Linked DNA regions of Homo sapiens: region 1 is linked to region 2. A link is a loop called in an ENCODE intact Hi-C map of the cell type or tissue named here. Cell type or tissue: dorsolateral prefrontal cortex. All regions are shown on one strand. Each heading gives the region's core, and the rest is flanking DNA. Links, peaks and the distances in the headings are about the cores only. Region 1 overlaps PTPRK (protein tyrosine phosphatase receptor type K). Region 2 overlaps THEMIS (thymocyte selection associated).

Region 1 (16,625 bases), core at 6,250-10,249, 87 kb before region 2:
ATCATATCGACTCCTATTGCTCATTTCAGTGGAGAAAAAAAGGATAACTTCAATCATCTCATAATATTCATGCATATCTTAGATGTTAATTTAAATGGAATCTCATTATGTCTGCACATCTGTTACATTATGGTTCTAGTAATATTTGAGTTGGAAAAAAACAGAACTGCTGAAGACAGTAAGGCTTGTCTGTTAATTGAGCAGTTTATGTGAAAAATATTCTAGGAACAGGAACTGAAATGTTATATTTTTGTCAGCATATTTATTTATTTGTTTGCTTACTTATTGAACTGCCTCTGTATTTGGTATTCTGGTCCTTATTAGTACATGATTTTTTTTCTGTTCTCACTCTCATCATTTAATATATTTAATATATTTAACTGCATCAAACATTTAACATGTACCAACAAGTTTGTAGAGTACTAAGTAGGGCTTGTAATCTACCAAAAGATGCATGGGCTCTTGCCAATCTGATATGATTTACTCATATATTACATATTCTTCCTGATATTTTTATTTCAAGGTTTAAGGTTTTGATTCATTCTTTCAACACTACTACTTTTGGGGAAGTATTATGCAAAGTTCTACTGATACAGAGTGTAGGAAAAAAAGATTTCCGTGTACTTAAGGAATCTTTATTTTTTTCAGGAAGAAAAGCATTACATGAAAATTGTATAATCCTTTTTGTATAAAAGTGATGCATTTTACAGTGAAAGAGTAAAGAATATAGAGTGTTTAACTGGGTGATCTGACATAACTGTGTGATCAGAGATGACCTCTTTGCGATAGTAGTATTTAAGCCAAAATTTAATGAATCAATAGAAATTAGTTGGGGGTTGATGTAACCCACCATCCTGGTTTGCCCAGGGCAGGAGCTTTCCCAAGACACACAGCCTTCAGTGCTAAGACCAGAGAAGTCCCAGGCCAACCTGGGACAAGTTGGTCATTCTATTTGGGATTGAGAAGACCAAGCAAGGAAGAAGTATTCAAGGCAAAGGGTACATACAGTATATGCAAAGTCCCCAAGGCAAGAAGAGACTTGATATATGGATTAAAAGAAGACAAAGAGAAGGTTGAAGAAGGGGGTGGAGCCAGATCACATAAGTTTTTTTAAGCCATGACAACAATTTGGATTTTATGCTAAGATCATTTGAAAATCATTAAAGCAGGAAATGACAAGATTGTATCTGCAGTTCAAAATAATCATGATGCCTATAGTAAGAATGGACTGGAAGGAGATCAAAGTTTATTCAGGGAGATCAGCTAGGAGGTAATTATCAGAACCTGTGACTAGTAGTGTATTGATGTCAGTGGTGATAAAGAGAAGGCAATGAATCTGAAAGTTATTTAGGAAATGTAATCGTAGTAATGAATTACTGGATACATAGTGCGAGGGAGAAACAGGTATAAAGGATGATTGCCATGTTTCCTGCTGTTGTCACTTAGAATGTTTTTTTACTAGCATGTACATATTGAGGATTTATATCAGCTAGACTCAATCCAGTGTAGATGCCATTTGTATTGTAAATTATATGCACCTTTTACTTTTTAGTAAAAATTGTAGTCCCAGCGTATTTACATAAAAACACTTCCCTCTACAGCCACAGGAAGGTTATCTGATGGTGCAACAGTTTCAGTACCTAGGATGGGCTTCTCATCGAGAAGTGCCTGGATCCAAAAGGTCATTCTTGAAACTGATACTTCAGGTGGAAAAGTGGCAGGAGGAATGCGAGGAAGGGGAAGGCCGGACGATTATCCACTGCCTGTGAGTAGGGCAGCTCAGCCTGTCATTCATGGGGCCTTGGTGCTTATTTTCTCATTTTCAATGTTAAAGACTATCTGGCTTGCATCTTATGGACCTCCCATAGATGTTATTTTTAAACAGTCTTCCTGTCTCATGAGTCTATAATTAACTACTAAGTTTATTTTGTATATTTTCTAAATATTGATTATTATATAGCTATATTATTTAAACTCTTTGGAACACTACTCGTAACAACTTCTGATTTACACAGTTTACAAATATATCAGAATCTCAAAGTCTAGATTGCAGCAATCTATGCCTATAGCATTTTCCTGAGTATAAGCTACTGATCTAATTTCATCCTCAAGTTTTCTCCTCTCTGCCTTGTACACATATAAAGCAAAATTAAGACACAAATGGAAAACAATTAAAACTACAATGTCTTATTTTCCCAAACATATATGATGGTGTGACCTGTGGTCACTTGGTGCTGCTATCTAAAATGCCTTTGCTTTCTTTGCTTTCAGAAATGGTGGCGGGCGAAGTGGCATGTTCTGTGCTATAGGCATCGTTGTTGAAATGGTGAAACGGCAAAATGTTGTCGATGTTTTCCATGCAGTAAAGACACTGAGGAACAGCAAGCCAAACATGGTGGAAGCCCCGGTGAGTCACAGAATCTTAGATTTGGAAGGCATCTTAGAGATTAGTTAGTCATATACCTACTTATTGATTTGACTTCATACACACATAGGGAATCAGATGTGAAAATGAGACGTTGTGGGGACTTTCCTGCCTAATTAATACATTGCTGAGCATCCCCCTCTACCCACAGACACTTAATCACGTATTGCATAAACTGCTAATCATGAAACTATTTTCATTTAATTTGGGAAATTTGTAGGATTTTTTTTCTGTTATAGCCAAAAAATATTTGCTGCAGTAAACTTTGGTAAATGGTCCTATAAGAAGAATAAATCCTATATCAAGGCTGTATGTCTAAGGGATATAGGTTTCATCAGTACCTTAGACACCCAGTATTTTTAAAAGGCAATGAAATTTAGTTTTGTCATTATCTATAATTATTCATTCATTTTCTGATCAAATTGTAAATGGTTAAACTATCATGGTTAAGTTTTCAGCTTTTACCAACTGTAGAGGGCAGTTCATATCATGCTACTTGAGCTTGTCAAGGCTCGTAAAGTCAGAACATAGCTTACAAAATAAGAGCTGATAGGTATGTGTGTGTGTGACAGTTCATCTAGGTGAAGCTGTATGCAGAGTAAGAAAGAAAGTTACACTTATCTAACACATTTTACTTCTAACGAGAGATATCTGTGGGTTACACATATGTATGTGCATGGTGGGATCAGGTTGGGAGCAGCTGTGTAGTGTATGCTCACAGAAAAGTAAACCAGAAAAACCAAGGCATCATTGTTGCTTGCCCTACATTTATCAAGATGATCAGATAACTAGAATGAGCAATTCAATAAACCTTTAAAGTATTTCACCACTTCCTGCTCATGGATTGCTCGCACAAGAGTTGCGTTGCTTCCTGAGACAAAATCTGAAGACTTAGGTTTGTACTGTTTCACTTTTACAAGCGGTACCAGACTTCCACCCTTTCTACAGGTGTCCTCAAACTCCCTACACCACCTCATTTCCCTGGGTTGTTGCAGCTGTCTACACAAGATTACATTGGTTTTGATTGGGGTGCTGGCTATGGAGATGAGAAAGGGGGGATGAATCGGAGGGATTTTTGAGGGAGAACTCTCAGATCGTCTTAGCAACTAAATGAATAGTGGTTATGTCTCTAAACTTTGCGATTTGAAGATTTCTTGATGTAAACTCTGCCTCCATTTTTCAGGTCAAGTCTTAAAATCATCAGTGGGATCATTTCTGACTTCAGAATTCAACTTTTACCTTCAAATTTAACTGATTTCCCACCTTTTTTAATTAAAAAAAAAATCTATGGTTAAACTGTGCCATTCTGGGACCTTCCAAAAAGTTACTATTTTCCTTTACATTCATGTCCCGTGAATCCTGAACACCCCACCCTCTGATTTGTGTTTAATCAGTGTTGATGATTAGTTTAGTGAGCTGTGGAGTTGAGCTGAGGAGTTTGGTGAGGAGATTTAGAGTGAAGGCAATATTGCTGGAGACTGCTTAAAGAGACATAACTATTTCTAGGCACATTTTGGTTCCTTGAATGCACTCGCCACAGTGGTAGGTGAATTTGAATCATAACTACTTGGTGAATAGTGTTGGAATGATAAAGACCTCTTAAGGAAAGTTTTATTACCCTAGTTTATTGCTGGAGACACCTCGAACTTCTATTCCAAAATAATATGCATTTTAGACTGTTCTCCAGCCTGAATTTTACCCACTTGAATGAACTGAGTTGGGAATTTTTAAATGAATTGCATATTATAAGTAATAGTTTATGATATGGTCTCTGAATTTTTCTAAATTCTTATTATGGAGCAAGTCCATAGATGGGCTTAGAGGAAAGGCAGTTTTAACTCAAAAATTTTATTGCCAATATGTTGTCTTAAACATATAAAGGCAGCAGAAATACATTTTCAGGTATAAGTAGGCTCAAAATTTAAGGATCACTAACCATTCTTGAAAAATTTGCTTAAATACTCTGATGGACAAAAACAGTGTCAAAAATTAAGAACTTGAAATTGCATAAATGGCTGTTTAAAATGGCTGGCTTTTTTTTTCTCAAGGAAATCATCTGAAATATATGGAGAAAAACATTTGCAGTTTATCACTGTAGCATTATAAAATAGAGAAAAAAATAAAAGCAACTTAATAGTCAAACAATACATATATTTGATTTTTATGTGGTATTAAAAGATGTTAAATAACATGGAAAAAGAATTGTAACAATGTTAAATTTTAAAAGTTACATTTAAAATTATATTTTGAAATATACATAGTTATATTTATTCTAAGATAATTATTTCAACCATGCACAAAAAGAACTGAGGCAAACTAAGGTGATATTTTAACAATTTCTTCTGATGATAGAATTATAGCTCTTTTTCTCATTCTTTATGTTTGTTCAGAATGTGTATATTCTTTATATTTGTACAGAATTGTTCTGTAATGATCAAATATTACTATTATAAACAGATAAAAAATTATAGATATTTAAAAAATTGATAGAAAATATGCGGCAAAGATAAAATGTCTTTTTAAGATAAATTTCCTTTTTCTTAAATGGATCATTAGACTCAAGTATAAAATATGTATGCCTAGATATTAATCTCATATATAGAAAAAATAAATTGTAATCCTTGAGTAATCTAAATTGGTTGTCAAGTTTCATTTGGTAACTGTTATTCAACATTAGTCTCTTTCTTAAGTTTTCTCACTCTTTGTGTTTTGACATCTTTCAGGAGCAATACCGTTTCTGCTATGATGTAGCTTTGGAGTACCTGGAATCATCTTAGTTGGGTGAGACTCTTTAAAGTGCATCCATGAAGAAACCTGTCCATCTATTGAGCCAGCAGCTGTTGTACCTGTTACACTTGTGCAGAAAGATTTTAATGTGGGGGGTGGGAGACTTTTACATTTGAGAGGTAAAAGTATTTTTTTTATGAAGTTGTGTATCTTAATAAAAAGGACTGAATTAGTTTTTATTACTATATTAAAGCATCAACATTTCATGCCACATAAATTATATTTAATAAGAACCAGATTGAAATGAGAACGTATTGGTGTTTGTACAGTGAACATGCCACCTTTTTTCTCATGGTTTCAGTAGAGCAGCTACCACATGTTGCATGAGTTCATACTTTCTACGTGGCATTTTTCTCCCTTTCTAAAATGAAAGCTGATGAATCTTAAAAGGAAGAAGAAAAGAAAAGCTGTGCAAATTCATAGTAAAGTTCGTTTTTTATATGTTTCCAGTGTAGCAGATCTCTATATAAATATATAAATATATATAACTGGCTTATTTTCTTTTAATGTGCAATGATGGCTGGATCATTTAAAGTTCTTTTTAGAAAATAACATAAGCCAAAGACTCAAGTGTAAATATGTCTATATGGAGAAAGCACATTATATTTATTGGTTACTTACATTCCTTTTTTGATGGCTAAAATACTACCACCACACAATCATCTTTTTTTTCCTGAAGAAAGCTTTTTCTTTAGCTAAAATCAATTGTAAACGATTTTTGTAGATTATTTTTTGTATGTTTTAGTGTAAGTAGAAGATAAACTTTTTATTCATAAACCAGGAAGCAATGTTCTTTATAGTGATTCTCTTGTGTACATGCTTGTGAATTAAATTTGTGTAAAATCCCTTGGCAATTGGGTCTTTTAATATAGGACCAAATTAAAACATTTTGCTGAATATGTATAGTTTTTCACAATTTCATTAGGTAAATAATGGTTTGGTGATCATACATGAGAAATGTACACATTAAAAGGCCTTGCTGACAACTTGCACAATGTTGAACATAGCCTTTAAGCATCATTTAAATTTTAAAGGAATGGAGTTTTTCAGCCTGTGGCCCAGCACTGGTCAAGAAAACAAGATGGCAACATATATGCTTTCAGGGTCAAATTTGAGCAAACTGTAAACTGTCAGGGTGATAAAATGTTTCTCTTGATGTTTACATGCACAAGCTTTGCGTTCTGACTATAAAAAGTGTGAACAAATCAATGCCAGATTCCTGTTTTGCGCATTGTCATGGGATTCTTAAGTGAACCTTTCTAAATGTGGTCTTGTTCACATGCTCCACGTAGCTGTAACTTCACATCATCAGCTTGCAGTTTGTAATTGACTAAAGCATTCCAGTGTCCTCTTTCTAGATTGCCAGCTCATGACATGGTGCTTATAAAGATTTAATTAAAGTAAGAATGAAATAAAGTTTTTATAATTATAACAGTTATTGTTTGCACATCATTTTTTCCTCTTAATGTTTATGCATTCACCACTAAATGAGTAGCTTATTCCTATACTCGTTGATACAAGTAGGCCACAAAAACTCTATTTAAAGAGTAAAACTGATTTCCAACCTCTAGTTTCTTTTATTTTTATTTTCTTAATTTAATGCCAAAATGTCCAGTAGGTGGAGATGGAAAAGGCCAGGAGATTGACATCATTTTTTGTTTGTTGGTTTCTATATTTATCCATGTATGTAATACACATTTTCCATTTGTGTTTGTCACTATCCATTTATATAATACACATCTTACTTTTTTCTTATAACCAACATGACAAATGGTACTTATGATCCCTATTTTACAGATGATGAAATGGAAGCTAATGAGAAGGTACATGATTTGTCAACAGATTCATTCCTACTTAGCAGCTATGTCTTTACCACTAAACACATTGTTTCCCAAATGTCACAAAGATAGACAAAAAAATTTAGAATTTCATTTCTATTGTTCCTCATTAATCAATTTTCTCTTAAAGTATTATTATCATAATGGACATCTTCAATCTCCCATTTGCTATGTACTTTATTAGAAAATGCGTGACTTTTTAAAAAATTCAGATAAAGCAAACTTTTCTTAGGAAAGCTGATTTTCATTTAAACATGGAGGCATTTAACAAAAAAAAATCCACAAACTCGCCCAAGATTTTTTTTACCCGGTAATGTTTATTATGTTATCCTATAGAAGATTCTGTTTCACTGTGTGACACTGACTTCATTTCTGCTCATGACTGCACCACACACCAGCAAAGTTATCATGAGCACAACTGTCCACAAAGCTCAGAGGTCTGTGCAGCCTCTGTAATTCAAAGAACAAGAGTTCTCTTTCTTTGTAACAGGAAATTGAAATATCATGCTTGCTTTGTTTGGGCACCACAGAAGCCACTTGATCAGGAGACAATGGAAGAGGGGTTGCCTGTTGCTCTCAAAACTCATATTCAAAAGCTCATATCTTATACCCTTAAGGGCTCCCTAAGTAGTCTTGTGCATGACTATGTTCTCCGACACCCCCAGCCATGTCCCTCTGGGCGGATGTCCTGGTGCTGGCTGGGGGTGGGGTCCTCTTCCACTGGCACAGCTCTACATGCTTTTCATAGTTTAGGGCTTCCTATTCCTAATTTAGTTATTCCTTAAATGGCTGTCATGTCGTTGAATTTTACAGACCCCCTTTCTATAACTATCACTAAGGAGATGTTGGAAGTGTGTGGGCCAGAGACACACCAGCAACTGGGAATTTTTGAGTTTTAAAACCATTCTTGGAAATAAGTGTTATCTCTCTTAGAGTTGTCTCCTAGCCTTTTCTAATACTTAGGCTTTGGAGTCTGTATTAGTCAGGATTCTCTAGAGAGACAGAACTAATAGGATAAATATATAAAGGAGTTTATTAAGTGTTAACTTACATGATCACAAGGTCCCACAATAGGCTGTCTGCAAGCTTGAGGAGGAGGAGAGCCAGTCTGAGTTTCAAAATGGAAGAACTTGGAGTCAGATGTTCAAGGGCAGGAAGCATCCAGCACAGGCGAAAGATGTAGGCAGGGAGATTAGGCCAGTCTTGCCTTTTCACGTTTTTCTGCCTGCTTTATATTTGCTGGCAGCTGATTAGATTGTCCCCACCAGATTAAGGGTGGATCTGCCTTCCCCAGCCCACTGACTCAAATGTTAACCTCTTTTGGCAACACATAGACACACCCAGGATTAATACTTTGTATCCTTCAATCCAATCAAGTTGACACTCAGTATTAACCATCAGTCTTTAGATAAAGGTGTTGCTGTGTTGCAGCCAAATGATCTCTGACATTGAAAGATAAACAAAAGGGGAGATATTTTTTGCCTGGACATGGAGAGGCTGCATGTTTATCTCCACACTGATGTGCTGATGTGCTCATTCAGTATTCATATTACCACAAGAATCTCTTGAGTTCCAGGCATTCATGTCGTAAACTTGGAAGTCAGACACCAAAGGCTGCTCCTTCTCATATCTACTCTCCTTCCAGAAAATGGTGTAAGGCAAGAGGTTCTTAGCACCTGAACTTAATAGATACCAGTAAATACTAAAATGCAGAAGAGCAGGGGCTGATTGTAGCTCAACTGAAAATATGAGGTGGGCAGTCTACTAGCTTTGGAAGACCACCTTTGAGATTTGCCTTTTTTTTTTTTTTTGAGATGGAGTTTCGCTTTTGTCGCCCAGGCTGGAGTGCAATGGTGCGATCTTGGCTCACTGCAACCTCCACCTCCCAGGTTCAGGCGATTCTCCTGCCCCAGCCTCCCAAGTAGCTGGGATTACAGGCACCTGCCACCGCGTCCCACTAATTTTTGTATTTTTAGCAGAGACGGGGGTTTGCCATGTTGGCCAGGCTGGTCTTGAACTCCTGACATCAGGGGATCCACCCGTCTTGGCCTCCCAAAGTGCTGGGATTACAGGTGTGAGCCACCATGCCCAGAGATTTGCCTAACTTTCATAGGGGAGTGACAATTCAGCATTTATATTTAATTTCTGTGCACTTTGGCAAGCATTCTTTTTAATAACAAAATAGCCAGAAATCAATAATCCATCACATACCCTGGGTATAATATGTAATATTTACCTTATAAAATGTTTCCATAGGCAGAGACTCCACATCCTTCCTAGACTTATTTCAGTGTTTTAGTAAACACCCCTACTTAGTGTAGAGTCTATGTGCCATTTCATTCAACACTGAGTGAAGCTAGAAGGCGGCTGGCTGTGCCTCCCTTAATCATTTCTACTTACATATTATTTCATAGCCTCACAGCTTAGGGAGGTTTGGAGTAGAAGAGATACCTGAATTTGTTCACAACTCCAGTCTGTTCAAGCAGTCTGCAGAGTATTCGAGTATTATTATATCTCTCTGAAACTAAAAGGAAAGGCTACTTTAAGTAGCTATAAGTGGCTTTTTGGAATATAAATTGGCCAAAAATCAATGGAAATGTGGTAGATATATATGACACTTCTGAACTTCCAGCTTCCTCCAAAGTGAATTGAAATGCTAGCTAACCTGGAAGATAACGAACAACACAGAGACCCTGTTGTTATCAAATCCGGAAAGACACCAATGGAGAGTTTCTAAATCATTGAAGCAAACGTAGGTCACTATGGAATATCTGAAAGCTCCTTCTTTAATGTTAAGACTATGTTGAAACTAATCAACTACATCGGAATAAATCAGCACTCAATTTTCTGTGTTAGATGTTAAGTATTGTCGATCATTTAATACAATTGGCAAGTCCATCATCATGAGATGTTATCTGTCATAAAATGCCTTCCTTCTCATGTTCTCTGGGCAGATTTGATTAGTCTTTTAGGATATATTAGTCTTGATTCCGTCAGGAATATGTAGCACTTAGGCCATAAGAATCCAACCCTCAGTACTTAGATATAATCTATGCAGTCTATTCAGATATAGAATATGAAGAACAGGAATGTCTAAATTGAGTCACCAATGACTTCTTTTCTTGTTTTTATATTTACTTTATTTTATTTTATTTCTTGAGACAAAGTCTCACTCCATCTCCCAGGCTGGAGTGCAGTGGCGTGATCTCAGCTCACTGCAACCTCTGCCTCCTGAGTTCAAGTGATTCTCCTGCCTCAGCCTCCCGAGTAGCTGGGATTACAGGTGTGCGCCACCACACCTGGCTAATTTTTGTATTTTTAGTAGAGACGGGGTTTCACCTTGTTGGCCAGGCTGGTCTCAAACTCCTGACCTCGTGATCCACCCACCTCGGCCTCCCAAAGTGCTAGGATTATAGGCATGAGCCACCATGCCTGGCCTCTTTTCTTAAATAGAAATTAGAACGTACATGCATTTAGACAATGCTGCATGGTTGGGGAGACAAAATCTAACTGAGAAAGTAGAGAAAAATATGAATGTCATGGCATCCACCTACTATTTGTTGAGAAAAGAGTTGGAAATTCATGCCTGCAAGGCCAGCAGGGACCATGAGTGTGGGAAGTGAGCCATGTATATTTAAGAATGGTCACTCAGGTCATATTATTACAATGAACGTCCTTAGCTTGTGTGTTTCCTAATAGGAATATTTTTCATCTCTACAAGAAAATTCTGCCTCCTAGTTTTATTAAAACACATGTTCCTATTGATTAATCTTGCATTTTCCCACTGTTGATTCAAAAATGGATACTAGATATTCTGCCATATTCAGCTGTACTGTAAGAAACACAAAAAAATGTGAGTGATAATAAATGGTACCTGCTGTTTGACATGGGGACAAAAGGGAGCAATGTGGGGAGGGCTGCCCCCACTGGGACTCGAAAGCACATGCAACACCTGCAGCAGCACTACCTTCCTGCAGCCTTTGCTGCACAGGAATATGGACCCAAGCATGGCCCATTTCCCAAGAGAATGTAGAAATCAAAATGTTTAGATTAATTTAGAAACTTTTCCGAATGTTGGTAACCAATTAAGTTTAGAAATACAGATGAAAACAAACCTCTGGCCCAATTCTGTGCAGAACAAACCAACCCTGTCTGAAGGCTACACTTGCTGTGGTTGTGTAAGAGCTTCAGGCTCCCAGTCTGTGACCTCCATTATGGAATAACTGGTTTTACTGTTTTAACTTTTTTAAATCATTTAAAAGAAATATGAGTTTTAGCTGTCTTAAAATAGCCATCATAACTGTTTTCCATACATGTTCTTTTTTCCTATTTGCCTTGTTTCCTTACATATTTTTCTGTTTTAAAAATACATGTAGATGAATCTTGACTCCTAAGATAAAAACAAAACAACAACAAAAACAAGATCAGCTTCTCTTTCTGCTCCTTTGTACCTGGACTAAATTCAGAAGAGCATGTTTCAGAAAATAATTCACACATTTTACCTAGTAAGCACTCCCCAAAATGATGAGTAGGAGATAATTCTTCTGGAAATAATAATACTGAGAACTCAAAAGGGGAGCAGTTGTTCTGTGAGCCGTGGGACAGCCAGAACGATTTTAGTCACAAGTGCAGAATAGCATCTGTGGAAGCATCGCATTTCCAGATTGTGATGATGCCTGCTGACTTCCATGGCAGGTGTAAAGCAGTGTGGGCTGTTGCCAGCTCACAATGGGAACCTGAACTCTAGTTCTACAAATCTAATTACCTGAAGCACAGTCAGCAGACCAAAATTGATTTCACCTTCATGTTATATTCTTGGAATGATAAAGTATGTATTCATTAATTTGACTTATTTTTCAACGTCAAGTTTTTTATTGCCTGTGATCAAATGTGATCATTGAGGAAAAAGAATCTCATTTTCTCGTAAGAAATTAGAGGATTGATATTTTTCTCATGAAATTATAGAATATTAGAGGGACATTAGAAATTATCTAATCCTATGCCCTTGTTGTTAAGGTTAAGAAATTAAAACCTAGTGAAGTCATATGTCTATCTGAAGAGGGCCATCCCGTAAATAGTTTAAGCTTTGCAGGCTATTGGCTTATGTTACCTTGTTGCCAGGAGACCTTCCCTTGAAGATTTGCTGAAGAAGGTCTTCAAACAGGAAGTAAATGATAGAAGAAGGAATTTTCAAGTATCAGGAAAGGAGAAAGAACAATGGATAGTAGAATTATGGGTACCTACAAAAACATTATTTACATGTATTTGTCTCATAGGTCGTTTTTGATGATTGAAACAAAAAAATTCCAACACCATCTGAAACTCAATAAAATGATAGTTAAAAGTGGGAAAGGAAAGACATCTAAGTAGAAGTAAGATTTTTATACTTCACTCGACATGGTAAAATATTGATACCACTAGATTGTAACACATCACATGTTACAGGATAATCATCAAAGAAACCACTGAGAAAAGTATATGAAAAAATATGCTCAAATGCACTATAAGTGAATCAGGATGGAATCCTAAAACATGTTCACATAACCCAAAGGAAGGTAAGGAAAGAGAAACAGATGAATAAGAACCAGAGAAAATAAACAGAAAACAAATAAATGACAGTTGCTAAACTATCAATAATTACTTTAAAAGTTTTTTTTAAAAAGCCAATAAAACATATAATTTGACAGACTGCATAAAAGCCAACTACAAAGAACATGACCCACCTATATAATATGTATAAGAATATCAGTTCATATTCAATGAAATGGGTAGGTTGAGAGTAAAGGGAAGGAAAATGGTGTATGTATACCATGCAAACAGTGAATTTAAAAAATCATGAGTAGCTATAGTAATATCTGCTAAAGTAGACTCATGCAAAAATAAAATTACTGCAGACATAGAGGGTGATTAACTAATGATAAAAGGATCAATCCACAAGGAAGACATAATAGTGCTAACTATACATACCAAAACACAGAGTCCCCAAATGCGTGAATCAAAAACTGATAGAGATGAAATTAGAGAAATCTACAATTATGGTTGGAAACTTCAAATACCCACTTTCTGCAACTGGTAGAATTACTAGACAGAAAATCCACAAAGATATAGAAATCTACAATACAATCAATCACCAGATCTAATTGATGAAATATAGAATACTCAACAACAGCAGAATACACTTTATTCCAGTTCCTATGGAACATTTACCAAGATAAATTATGTCATGGACCATAACACAAACCTCAACAAAACACATTTAAAATAATTCTGTAGAGTATGGTCTTTGGCCATAAAGATATCAAACTAGAATTAAATAACAGAAAGACAGTAGGAAAGTCTCTAAACACATGGTAATTAAGCTATACTCTACCAAGTATTTCATGAGTCAAGGAAAAAGTTTCAAAGGAAACTTTTTAGAACAGAACTGGAAGAACTGTAAGTATCAAAATTTCTGAGAGACACCTGAAGTAGTCCTGAGCAGGAAATTTATAGCATTAAATGCTTACGTTTGAAGTGATGGAAGCTCTCAAATCAATTACCTAAGAACCTATCTCATGAAAACACAAAAAGAAGAAGGAAAACAAAAGCAAACAGAAGGAAGGAAATAATAAAGATAAGAGCAGAAATCAATGGCAATGAAAATAATAAAACATTAGAGAATATCAATAAAAAAATTCCAAAATATTAATAAAATCGATAAATCTCTAACAAGACAGACAAAAATTAAGAGAAAAAAATAAGTATCAAGATTGAAACAGAACATCATTATAGATACTGCACACATTAAAAAGATAGTTGAGCCAGCAATCCCATTACAGCAACCCCATTATGCCCAAAAGAACATAAATCATTCTGCCAAAAAGACACATGCACTTGTATGTTCATCCTTATGCTATTCACAATAGCAAAGACATGGATTCAACTCAGGGGCCCATCAATGATAGCTTGGATAAAGATAATGTGGTACATACACATGATGGAATACCATGCAGCCACAAAAAAAGGATGAAATTATGTCCTTTGCAGCAAAATGAATGGAGCTTAAGGCCATAATTCTAAGCAAATTAAGGCAGGAACAGAAGACCAAATACCACATGCTCTCACTCATAAATGGGAGCTAGAGTACACATGGACATAAATACAAGAACAATAGACGCTGTGGAGTACTAGAGAATGGGGGGCGGGGCGTTACAAAACTATCAGGTACTATGCTCGCTTTTTGGGTGACAGTATCTGTACTCCAAACTTCAGCACCACAGAATATTCCCATTTAACAAACCTGAACATACACCTACTGTATCTAAAATAGAAGTCGAAATTTAAAAAAAGATAGAGAATACTGCAAAAAAACTTTATATTAAAAAATTGGACAATTTACAAAAAAAAGAGAGCAAATTTCTGAAATACTACTAACTGTTAAAACGCAACTAAGATAAAATTGATATTCTGGAAAATACGGAAAATAAAAGCAACCCAATAAAAGCAGTACCATTAAAGAAACTGAATTTATAATTTAAAAATCTCAAAAAAGAAATATCTGAGCTTAGATTGTTTCATTGGAAATTTCTAATAAACATGTAAAGAATTAGCACTGATTCTACACAATCTTTTCCAAGAAAATAGAAGAGGAGGAAACACTTTTGGACTTCCAAGATCTGGACAGGAAAGCACATAGATTGCAGCTTTGCAGAGGACCCAGCTAAGGCATGCCTAGACTTCCTATCCACAGAAAGTGTGAGATCATATATGTATATTGTTTTTTAAGTCTCTGAGTTTGTGGTAATTCATTACATTGCATGGAAAACTAATACAAGAGGGAGTGAAAGTGGAAAAAATATAATTAATGTATATAAAAATATACACTACAAACAATGAAGAAAATACACATGGCTCCTATAATCCTCATTTCTGTAACGGGGCCATGAGACCATGGTTCGTATTTATGGTTTCCCTTTTATGGGATACAGGCCCATTGCCCCATTGCCCTCAACCAGCACCTGAGAGTGAGATAACCCAAATCTTAATATCTGAAGCATCTAGAACCGCTTTTATTGGGCTGCTTTTATTTCCTGTTAACCATTAGTACTAGACATGAAAATACAGAGACGTTTCTCCAGTTTCCTGTGGCTACTATAACAAGTTACCACTAACTTGGTGGCTTCAAACAATGAAACTTTATCCTCTCACGGTTCTGGAGGCCAGAAATCAGACATCACGGTATTGGCATAGTTGATTCCTTTTTGAAGCTCTTAGGGAAAATCTGTCCCATGCTTCTCTCCAAGACTCTTTGGCTGCCGGTGACCTTTGGCATTCTTTGGATCTTTAACATTCTTGACTTGTAGATGTATCACCCTAATCTATGCCTCCACCTTCTCATGGACTACTCCTCTGCATTTCTCCTCTTCTGATCCATGTCTTCTTCAAAGACACCTGTCATCAGATTTAGGGCTCACCCTGATAATTCAGGATGATCTCATTTCAAGATCCTTACTTTAATTAAAAGTGCAAAAAAGAAAAAACCCTTTTTCCAAATAATATTACATTCACAGGTCTAGAAAGCCACATCTTTTCGGGATTGGGGGTGGGGAGCACCATTCAAGCCACAACAGAGGTGCTCCAGAAAAGCCCTTGAATTCTAAACAGTTATCCTGGCCCCAGCAACCGTGTACTTGACAATTAGTAGCAATCACCCAATCAGTACAAAAACCCGACACCCCTGTCCACTCCCATGTCTATTGGTCTATTGTTTAACTCAAAAGGAGCCTTGAAGCCCAGCCGGCAGAGTCAACTTCCAGCTCAATGAAACCATTACTGGGTCCTCTGAGAAATAAAATTTCAAGATCAATAAAGCCAAAATGTCAGAGAAGGAAAGCAGAAAACTGTGATTGCTTCATTGGCTGTAATATTGAGAAGAACCTCTACTACTTTCATTCCTTGTTTCAGCTGCCTGTATCACTGGTCCAGTCAACCAGGGCCAGGAAGCACAGGCACAGCCATGTGAGGGATCCATCTGGATCCAGGAAGCCACCATTTCTAGGAAGCCAGGGATACACATGCACATGTGTGTGTATGTTCAGATACACGCTTCTAACATATTTCCAAAGATATGCCCCACTACATGTATGATGCACCAGATCATCCAACGATATCCAATATAAAATTAAAAAATTTTTGAACCACCCTCCAGTGGTAGATGATCTAAATAAATAAATCTCATGTATTGAATCTAGAGAAAAAAATATTTTGTAACCTTTAACCCCTGAGTCCATAATCTCTTTTTCAAATGGAGAAAGTACCCTTTTGCAGTATAGTCCTTTTCTTACTACTGGGGTATTAGGTTAGTGCAAAAGTAATTGTGGTTTTGGACCATGAATTTTAAATCATTATAACTAGGCTCAAATACATCTTTATTAATCAAAATCAGAACCATTATAATCAACACATTTTTGCCAATGATAAATAAGTTTGTTTATTCTGGTAGTATAAAAATCTGTAGTGGAAAGCATTTTCTGCATCCTGCTGGTTGTGGAAGTGTTTTCCCTGCATAAAGTTGTTGAGATGTTTGAAGAACAGGT
Region 2 (9,946 bases), core at 1-4,000:
GTTGTATTATTTTCAAAAGCTGTAGAGGAAAATAACTGCCAGAAAACTTTTTGTGTTATTTACTTAAGTGAAGATGTGCCAAAATGTGGACATTTTTGTACAATGGAGTATGAGATTTACATTTATAATAGAGTGTTCATACTTAAAGATAACTAAGTTCTTTGTTGTTAAGTACCAATTTTGACTATGCAATACAAAGTTACAAAATGGAGTACTGGCAAATGTTTTTTCCTATAATCCTATAAATATAGATTATGTATGTACTTCCTTCATTTTGTAAGTATAAACAAGTAATGAGCAAGAGATTAAGTAAAATTTTATTTTTTATTATCTGCTAGATTTTCAAATTCTGTGAAATGAAAATTTTGGTTAAAGATATTAATTGGCTAAATTCATTTTTAACAAGTACAAATTATTGGTCAATTATTTAACTTTAAAACATTCACTAAAGAAAAATAAAAAGCAAGACTTACTTTAAGATTAGTAGTTTTATGGTTTTGTATATTATGATACTGGTAGATTTTGTTAGGCACTGCTAAATGACCAGTGAATAAGTGTTGAGATGGGAAAGAAAGTGACTTCAAGTTAGTGTGCAAAAAAAGATGATAAAACTTGGATTTTAGAAATGTCTGCTTTGATGCAATAGTCAAGTTCTTGAATTTAAAAACTTTACATTTTACTTGGAACATCTAATTTGTTTCACACTCAATAAATACTTGGAATCATCGCGTCTTTTAAAACTAAGATTTTAACAAAAGTTGTGAAATGAAATGTCTTTAAATGAAATACTTTTTCACAGGAAATAAAACTTTTTACATGGAAATGGTCAGTCATTACTTAAAAATACTTTTTTGTTGTTATTTTAAAAATAACTTATTAGGACAAGTTTTTTGGGAGGCAATTTTCAGCTACTCTACATAAACAGATTAGCTGTCTGATTTTCTGGTTCTTACAAAAAATAGATAGGACTCAAGAGGTTTTTTGTCTACATTAGAAGGGTTGGTTTTAGTGATTCAGCATTTATGTCAGTTAAGGAAAGAACACCTGCCCCATAAACAATGTGTGAATTCTAACCTTCTAACCACAGACCAAAGTGCTTTTTTTTTTTTTTTTTAATTTGTCTTTTGGCATCAGGAAAAGCTTAAAACATATTCAAAAAAGTTTTTTTTTTTTCCTCAGGACTCCTGAAATCAAATCATGTGAGTTCAGAAATAACTGTTCATTAGCAGAAACCACCCTGATTTTTAAAATGACTAACAGTTGTCCTAACCCATCTATCTAAACACAGCATATATATTTATTCCAGTAATTAAATAAAGATCAGCAGCTATTTGGCTTGCTCAAAGAGTTTATGGAATTTTGAAATAATGGTAATTTGAACTAATCTTAGATGAGATACAGGCTTGCCCTCCATTTTTCCCTCCCTTCCATCCTCCTTTTAACTTTAGACAAATGAGATTGGATAATTTTAATGTACTGTTTGACGCAAATTTACTTTGAGCACCTGTTGTATGCTGTGGTGAAACATGATGCATGGAAAAGGGGAACATATAAAATAAAAGCCCCAGCCATCAAATTTTTCATTCAAAGAAAAGATACATAATATAATTAGAGGATAATAATAGAGATGGCACCTAAAAAGTGGCAGATCAACTGTACATGCATTGCATGCCTAAAAAATGGAGGAAAACGGCATGGCTGTAACCTGCGTGACTGGGCTACACCCGGGGGAGGAGTCTGGGCAGGGTGGGCTTCGCAGCTGGGAGGAAATCAGGTGCCCGAGGTGGGGGCGCATTTCCCGGAGCTGGTAGGGAAAATACCAAACTGTGGAAGTGGCCTAGGCAGCCGGGTTGTAAATAGTTGAAGACCAGCTTGGTTAGGATCCAGTCCAGCAGCTCCAGCTCACGGAAGGCCAGAGGCAGCTTCTCCATCCTTCTTCCCCGACTGCACTAAGTCCTCGTTTTTTTTCTTTCTTTTTCTACACCCTGCCCGCAAATAATTTGCTCATTTTTTAAAAAAGCAATATTCTACATTTCTGGTAAATCTGTTCTTTTTTTTTTTTCAGAGTGACACAGCATTCTAGATCACTGAAACTAATCTCATTTTACAGAGACATTTACACACATTTTTAGAAAATTATTTCAGCCATTATCAATAAAGAGAAGAATAAAACTTTCTTTTCATATTAACAGGAGCAACAATTATCTTTCTTCATGATACTTAAATATAAGGAAACAGATAATCAATGAGTAAATGAATGTCCAAGAATATTCATTTATCCAGCTGACACTCTTTGAGTGGCTACCTAATACCTGTCAGGATGCTGAATTTGGAGCAATAAAGATCACACAATCATCATGGCCCTAACTCTCAAAAAAGTCCAAGCCTCTTGCAGAGTTAGACATAAGAGTTACAAAGGCATTTTAAGATATGCTATTTGTTAACATATGCTCAACAGGTTAGAGGATCATTCCTGGATTGATATTGTTTCTGTCAACAATAATTAGAACACCGAAATTTTCATGTAATATACCTCAGAGAACATTTTCCTCTGTGCATTAGAAATAGCATTCTTTTGAAAAAGATTTTTTTTCCTAAATTGACATCTAGCAAATTACTTCTTATTGTAACAGAGGCTTTACCATTTAAATTAGTATTTTAATCCACAAAGATATAAACAAGAATACAATTTTTAATTTCTGCTGTTAAGAAATTTCTCTTCTTACTAGAAACAATAAGCAATTCATTAAAAACCTGACAGTGGAAATTAACTACTGATAGATGCCATTCATCTGACAAGTGACCTATAGCATTTTATTTTTACTGCTGGGCTTCATGCTAGTTGCTTTTCTAATTCAGATCCCTTTGAAAGACAAAGCAGAATTATTCAAGAAAGCATCATGTTTTTAGAAAACCACAGGCTCACTGCTCAGTAATATTCAGAAATTTCTATTTATTAATTTATTGAGAAGTATTAATCTCATCTTATTTATTAAGAGTCACTAGAAAAAAATTCATGCCAACCTTTCTGGAGAAAATGACTTTTGGTCCCAACTGACCAGAATCCATTTTGTCATTCACCTTAATTTGGTTATTTTTGGTCGATACTCATAGCCTTCAGTTCTTGAAAGTAGATGATAGCTATCAGTCTCTTACCCCATAAACCTGAAGGCCTAGTACAACCAAAAAAAGTCTAACATCAAATTTTGCCAAATGTAAAAAGCATTTTTTTTTTGCAAATAGATATAATAACAGCTATATGGCCACGTGTCAGCTTGATGTAGTCCCAGCTGTCTTTTGAAGCTGTCTGACAGTACCTTGCCTGAAAAGTTCATTAGAGACTTCTGCAACTGTGTTTCAGCAGCAGGATTCAGCTACCCTTCTAGTTAGAATCAGGTAACAAAACTGTTTTGAATCAGCTGCTGAGCTGGAACGGTAGAGCATAGGGCCCATGTTGGGTTCACAAGATTCTTATACCACTTTGCAAGAACAGGAATGCCTATGTTATATTTGCAACTAATGAACACATTTTGAACACCACTGATTTCACCCATGAAGCAGCCTTACTAAAAACCATTATTCTAATTAACAAAGCCTGTATTAATAGGAAACAAAAGCATGTGATATTTGCGGTAGTTGTTTTAAGAGCATGGACCTTTGATTAGTCTTTGCATGTTGTGTAGCCACCCTGGGTTTTATTTCTGATTAGTGTATCTCAAATGAGAACTAGCATTTTCCTGATCCTTTCCCTGTGGTTAAAACTCTTGAACAGATGCATACAGGCATACTTCATTTTTTTTTGTGCTTCACAAGTAAATATTGCTTTTTCTTTTTTAACAAATTGAAGGATTGTGGCACACCTGTATCGAGCAATTCTATTGGCACCATTTTCCACCAATGTGTTCTCCCTTTGTGTCTCTGTGCCACATTTTGGTAATTCTTGCAGTATTTCAAACTTTTTCATTAGTATATTTGTTGTAATCATCTGCAATCAATGATCTTTGATGCTACTATTGTTATTGTTTTGGGGCACCACGAACAGTGAGCATATAAGATGGAAAATTTAATAAATGTTGTGTGTCCAACTGCTCCCTCGACCAGCCATTTCTTCCCCATCTCTTCCTCTCCTTGTGTCTGCCTATTCCCTGAGACACAACAATATCGAAATTAGGCAAATTAATAACCCTATGCTGGCCTCTTAAATGTTCAAGTGAAAGGAAGAGTCATACTCTCTCACTTTCAATCAAAAGCTAGAAATGATTAAGCTTAGTGTGGAAGGAACGTCAAAAGCCAATATAGGCTAAAGGCTAGGCTTCTTGTGCCAAGCAGTTAGTCAAGCTGTTATTGTAAAGGAAAAGTTCTTGAAGGAAATTAAATGTACTACTCCAGTGAATATATGAATGATAAGAAAGAAAAACAGCCTTATTGCTGATAAGAAAGTTTTAGTGGTGTGAATAGAAGATCACATCAGCCACAACATTCTCTTAGCCAAATCCTAATTCAGATCAAGGCCGTCAACATCAAGGCAGGACCCTCTACCAGCAAAAAGATTATGACTCTCTGAAGACTCAGAGGATTGTTAGCAGTTTTTAGCAACACATTGGTTTTAAATTAAGGTATATACATTATTTTTTAGACATAATTCTATTGGATACTTAATAGACTACAGTATACTGTAAATATAATTTTTATATGCACTGAGAAACCAAAAAATTTGTGTGACTTGCCTTATTGTAATATTCATTTATTGCAGTGGTCTAGAACCAAATCTGCAATATCTCTGAGATATGCCTAGATGTATTTCATTATCTAGCTGAAGTATTTTAAGTAAATTATAAGGGTATTATAATAATCTTAAAAATTTATTTCCACGTATGTCCAAGATGCTCTATTGTCACTCTGAGTGGAGGCAGATCTAGCCATAGTTAATTGCTTTCGTTTAGTTTTGTTTTCACACTATATCTTTAACTAACTCTTAAATCCATATGCTATTCTAAGTTGATTTATGTTGTCTCCTGACTTTCCTTTACCTGCTTAATATGCTACAATATTTGCAAACCTAACCAAACTTTGCAATTTACTAAGGAACTTTAAAATACTGCATATTTGTGGGTTTCACCATGGAGAATCTGGTTGAGAATTTTGGAAGATAACCCAAGAATCTGTATTTTAAAACTTTCCCCATTCTAAGACAGTCTGTATGCAAACAATTGTTGAAAAGGAATTAGACAGGACCATCTCTGTTTAAGGATGACCATTTGATGTAAGAAACAATATATCAAGAACTGAACTCTTTGCTTCCTTCCCTATTTTTCTGCATCAATGAATCTTAGTGCCCTATCATTCTCCTAATACCCCAGCACCTCAATCTGGAAGTCAGTTCGATCTTATTTTTTTCACTTGAAATTCACTAGTGCCAGTGCCTGCTGGTGGATCATTTTGATATTTGCAGCTGTCATCTTATTTAGACGCTTGTGCATGCCTGGTTCACTCTGTAACACATTTCATTGCCTGTAGTGTCTCTTGCCACTCTGTGACAACTGAGGAAAAATTTCTTACAATAACAATGCTATATTGCCTGCATTTCCAATATATTCTTCTTGAGTTTTCTCCAATCACTGAATTTTTATTTTGTAATCAGATCATGTAGGAAAACATTGGATGTCAGATAATCGGTTAACACATTAATTTGTTTAAATCTTAAAAGTGGTATTTTTACTTTCTGGAATGCCCTTTCTATCAATATTAATAACCAGACATCCAGACTGACCTCATTTAGCTATAATCACATGTCAACTATGTAGAGGATTATACTTCGATTTGTTTGTTGCTAACTTCATCGGCATGAGAGGACAATCAAGGTGACACATGACACATAGATGACCAAATTACCAAAGCTCTGAAACAGTCTACCAATGGCAAAACTGCAGCTCTCATTTTTGTTTTTAATCTTTTTATACCACTGTGCTGTTCAATACAGTAGTCACTAGTCCTATGTGGCTCTTTAAGTTTAAATTAAGTAAAAGTAAATGTATGTAAAACTTGAGTTCCTCCGTTACATTAGTTACATTTAAGTGCTCAAGAGCCTCACGTGGCTATTAGCTGCAGTATTGGGCAGCTCAGATTATATTTCCAACATTGCAGAAAGTTTTACTGGATAGTTCCACTGTGGAGTCCCTCTGGAAGTCTCAAGGTGGGAAGAGACTCACATTTCCAATATCAACAAACCTACTCGCCTTTCTCCCTGCTATGTTGACTTCCCTAATGGCTTTCTGCAGTTTGGGGGTTTCTACATTGTGTTGAGGCTTCTTCTACTACTTCACCTTGTATGCACATGCTTCTGTGTTTGACAAAGACTTTCTCTGTCACTGGTGTCAAAAGTTGCACACATACACACATTTATTTAAGTTAAACAAAATAAACTCTTTATTTTGAGATGAATGCAGATTCATATGCAGTTGTAAGAAATAATACAAAGAGATCCCATGTATCTTTTACTCCAGTGGTTCCCAAATTTTTGGGACCAGGGACTGGTTTCGTGAAAGACAATTTTTCCATTGATTGCAGGGGCAGAGGTTTTGGGGATGTTTCAAGTACACACTACATTTATCATCAGATTATTAGATTCTTATAAGGAGCACACAACCTAGATCCCCTGCATGCATGCACAGTTCACAATAGGGTTTCTGCTCCTAGGAGAATCTAATGCCCGCTGATCTGATGAAAGGTGAAGCTCAGCTTTGCTGGCTGTTCAGCTGCTCACCTCCTGCTGTGCGGCCAGCACCAGTCTGTGGCCCAGGGGTTGCAGACCCCTGCTTTACTCAACTTCCCTCAATGATAAGGTCTTACAAAACTGTAATACAATATTACAACCAGGATATTGACATTGTTACAGTCAAGAGACAAAATATTTATATCATCACATCACCCATGTTGCTTTTTTATAGCCATACCTTCTTCTTAACTCCTTTCAAATTTAAGTTCAGAATCCATTTTGAGTCAATATTTGTGTGTGTATAATGTGAAGTTTAGTACACTTGACTCTTGAACAAATGGTTTGAATTTTGTGGGTCCACTTATATGCAGATTTTTAAAAATAAATATATTGGAGATTTTTTTGGAGATTTGAAACAATTTGAAAAAACTCACAACGTAGCCTAGAAATATTTAAGATAAAAACTAAGAAAATTAGGTATGTCATGAATCCATACAATATATGTAGCTACTAATCTATTTTATCGTATACTACCATAAAATATACACAAATCTATTATAAAAAGTTAACATTTTTCAAAACTTGCACATGCCTTTACAGACTGTTTATGGTGCTAGTCACAGTTGAGAGAAAGGTAAACACATGTAACAGATGCAGTGTTAAATCACAACTACATAAAATTAACTATAGTAATATTGTTCTACCATAATAATTTTGTAGCCCTGTTCTGTTGCTATTGTGATGAGCTCAAGTGTTGGAAGCATCCAATTAAAACACCCTGTTACACTAATCATCTCCTTTTGAGTACTCATCCTCTCCTACAAATTGTGAATTGCAGTAAAAAGTGAGCTCATTCTCGTGTACAAACGTTCCATCATAGTGCTATACCGTAAACCTTGAAAACAGCATGAGACCTACAAAGTGCTACTAATGATGCTATTGGTATTCCCAAAAAGTAAACAAAAGTCATAACATTGCAAGAAAAAGTTGAATTCCTTGATATGTACCATAGATTGAGGTCTGCAGCCATGGCTGCCCACCATTTCAGACAGATCTTATAAACAAATGATGTAAACTTATGGTATCAATAAATGCAATACTATGAATGCATTTTCTATTCCTTATGATTTTCTTAGTGACATTTTCTTTTCGCTAGCTTATTTTATTGTAAAAATACGGTATGTAATACACATAACATACAAAATATGTGTTAATTGACTTTATGTTATTGGGAATGCTTCCAGTCAACAGTAGCCTATTAGTAGTTAAGTTTTGGGAAAGACAGATGCTGTAACATGGATTTTTGACTGCACAAGGCCAGTGCCCTTAACCCCTACATTGTTTAAGGGTAACCAGTACTAGGTTAATTATTTTAATTTTATGGATGTCCAATTTTTCCAGTACTTTGTTGTTGTTCTTTAAAAAGCTTGCTTTTGAATTGCTTTTGCAAATTTGTCAAAAATCAGATGGGCTTATTTCTGTGGCGCTGTTTTTGGGGGAGTACATTTTCTTCCTTTAATACGTATATCTATTCCTCTGCCACTAACTATACAGTTCTGATTACTGTAGTTAAATAATATGTCTTGACTTGGGTAGTTGAATTCCTACCTCCTTTGGTCTTCTTTTACGAAATTGTTTTAGCGTGTCTAGTTCCTTTGTCTTTCCATATGCAATTCAGAATGATCTCATCTATACCTACAAAAAATTTACAAAAATGTTGATAAGAATTGCATTGACCTGTATATCAATTTGAGGAAAATTGACATCTTTACGTTGTTGAGACTTTCAATGAATGAAAACAGTATGTCTTTCCATTCCATTTGTTAAGATCATTAATTTCTCACATCAACATCTTTTAGTTTTCAGCATACAAGTTCTGTACATGTTCTATTACACTGATGACTAAGTATTTCATTTTTTGAGCAATCACAAATATTTTATTTTGAATTTCATTATCCACAGGTTCATAGCTAGTTTCAGAAATAAAACTGATTTTTGAATATTATTCTAGTATTCTACAACTTTGGTGAACTCACTTAATAGTTCTAATAGTGTTTTGTTTTGTTTTTTTAGATTCCTTTGGATTTTCTGTGTAGATAATTATGTCATTTGGAAACAGGGACTGTTTTATTTTTTCCTTTCCAAGGTGTATGATTTTTATTTTATTTTCTTGCTTTATTGCACTGGCTAAAATTTCTAGGACTATTTGCATAAGAGTGGTTAGAGTGGATAGCCTGGACTTGTTTCTGATCTTAGGGAGAAAACATTCAGGTTTTGACCACCAAGTATAATTTTATCTGTAAAGTTTTTGTTTTTGTTTTGCTTGTTTGTTTTATAGATTATCCTTACCAATTTAAGCAATTTCTCTGTACTCCTAGTTTTTCTGAGAGTTTTTTGTTTTTTTCTTTTGAGACAGAGTCTCACTCTGTCACCCAGGCTGCAGTGCAGTGGCGCAATCTCGGCTCACTGCAACCTCTGCTTACTGGGTTTCCTGCCTCAGCCTCCTGAGTAACTGGGATTACAGGTGTCTGCCATTGTGCCCGGCTAATTTTTGTCTTTTTAGTAGAGATGGAGTTTCACCATATTGGCCAGGCTGGTCTCAAACTCCTGGCTTCAAGTGATCCACCTGCTTCGGTCTCACAAAGTGCTGGGATTACAGGTGTGAGCCACCACTCCCAGCGTAAGAGTTTGTTTTTTAAATAAATAGGTGTAAAATTTTGTTAAATGATTTTTCTGCATCAACTGAAATGATCATTTGCACCTGCTGCCATACCTTTTTTTAGCCTGTTAATGTAGTAGATTACATTGATTGCTTTGTTGATATTGATCCAGCCTTGTATTCCTGGCATTAACCACACTTGGTCATGGTGTATAATTCTTTTTATATATTGCTAGATTCTATTTGCTAAATTTCTGTGAAGGATTTTTGTCTATATTAATGAATTGGTTTATTTTATTTATTTGTTTATTTTTTTGATGTGTGCTGTCTGTCTGGTTTGGGTATAATGGCAATACTAGCTTCACTAGCTAAATTGGTGAGTATTCCCCCTTCCATGTTCTGAAAGAGATTATCTAGAATTGTTGAAAATATTTCCTTAGAAGTTTGGCAGATTGTTTCCAGTGAAACAATCAGGGCCTGGAGATTTCTTTTTTGGGAGTTTTATAATATGAATTAAATTTCCTTAATAGTTATCGGACTGAACAAGTTATCTATTTCATACTGGATGAGAA

The links. Peaks named below come from ENCODE experiments on the same cell type or tissue, not always from the same donor. Only the 100,000 strongest peaks of a DNase experiment are listed, where the experiment ranks them.
Region 1: a loop joins it to region 2, with 2.8 times the contacts of the local background. A loop is called at or near these places in 6 of 110 quality-filtered maps.

The regions. Positions count from the first base shown.
Region 1 is chr6:127,958,804-127,975,428 of GRCh38, reverse strand. PTPRK (protein tyrosine phosphatase receptor type K) reads left to right here. Exons shown (of 30, transcript NM_002844.4): 28 at 1,602-1,765; 29 at 2,272-2,407; 30 at 5,149-6,644. The coding sequence ends at 5,202. Among named protein-coding and RNA genes, the nearest start is that of PTPRK-AS1, 61 kb to the left of the region's middle. In dorsolateral prefrontal cortex, for the core only: no CTCF peak of the experiment used is centred there; no DNase peak of the experiment used is centred there; H3K27ac peaks cover 1,904 bases.
Region 2 is chr6:127,871,740-127,881,685 of GRCh38, reverse strand. All of the region lies in intron 1 of THEMIS (thymocyte selection associated), which reads left to right. Among named protein-coding and RNA genes, the nearest start is that of THEMIS, 24 kb to the left of the region's middle. In dorsolateral prefrontal cortex, for the core only: no CTCF peak of the experiment used is centred there; a DNase peak (open chromatin) is centred at 1,815; H3K4me3 peaks cover 672 bases.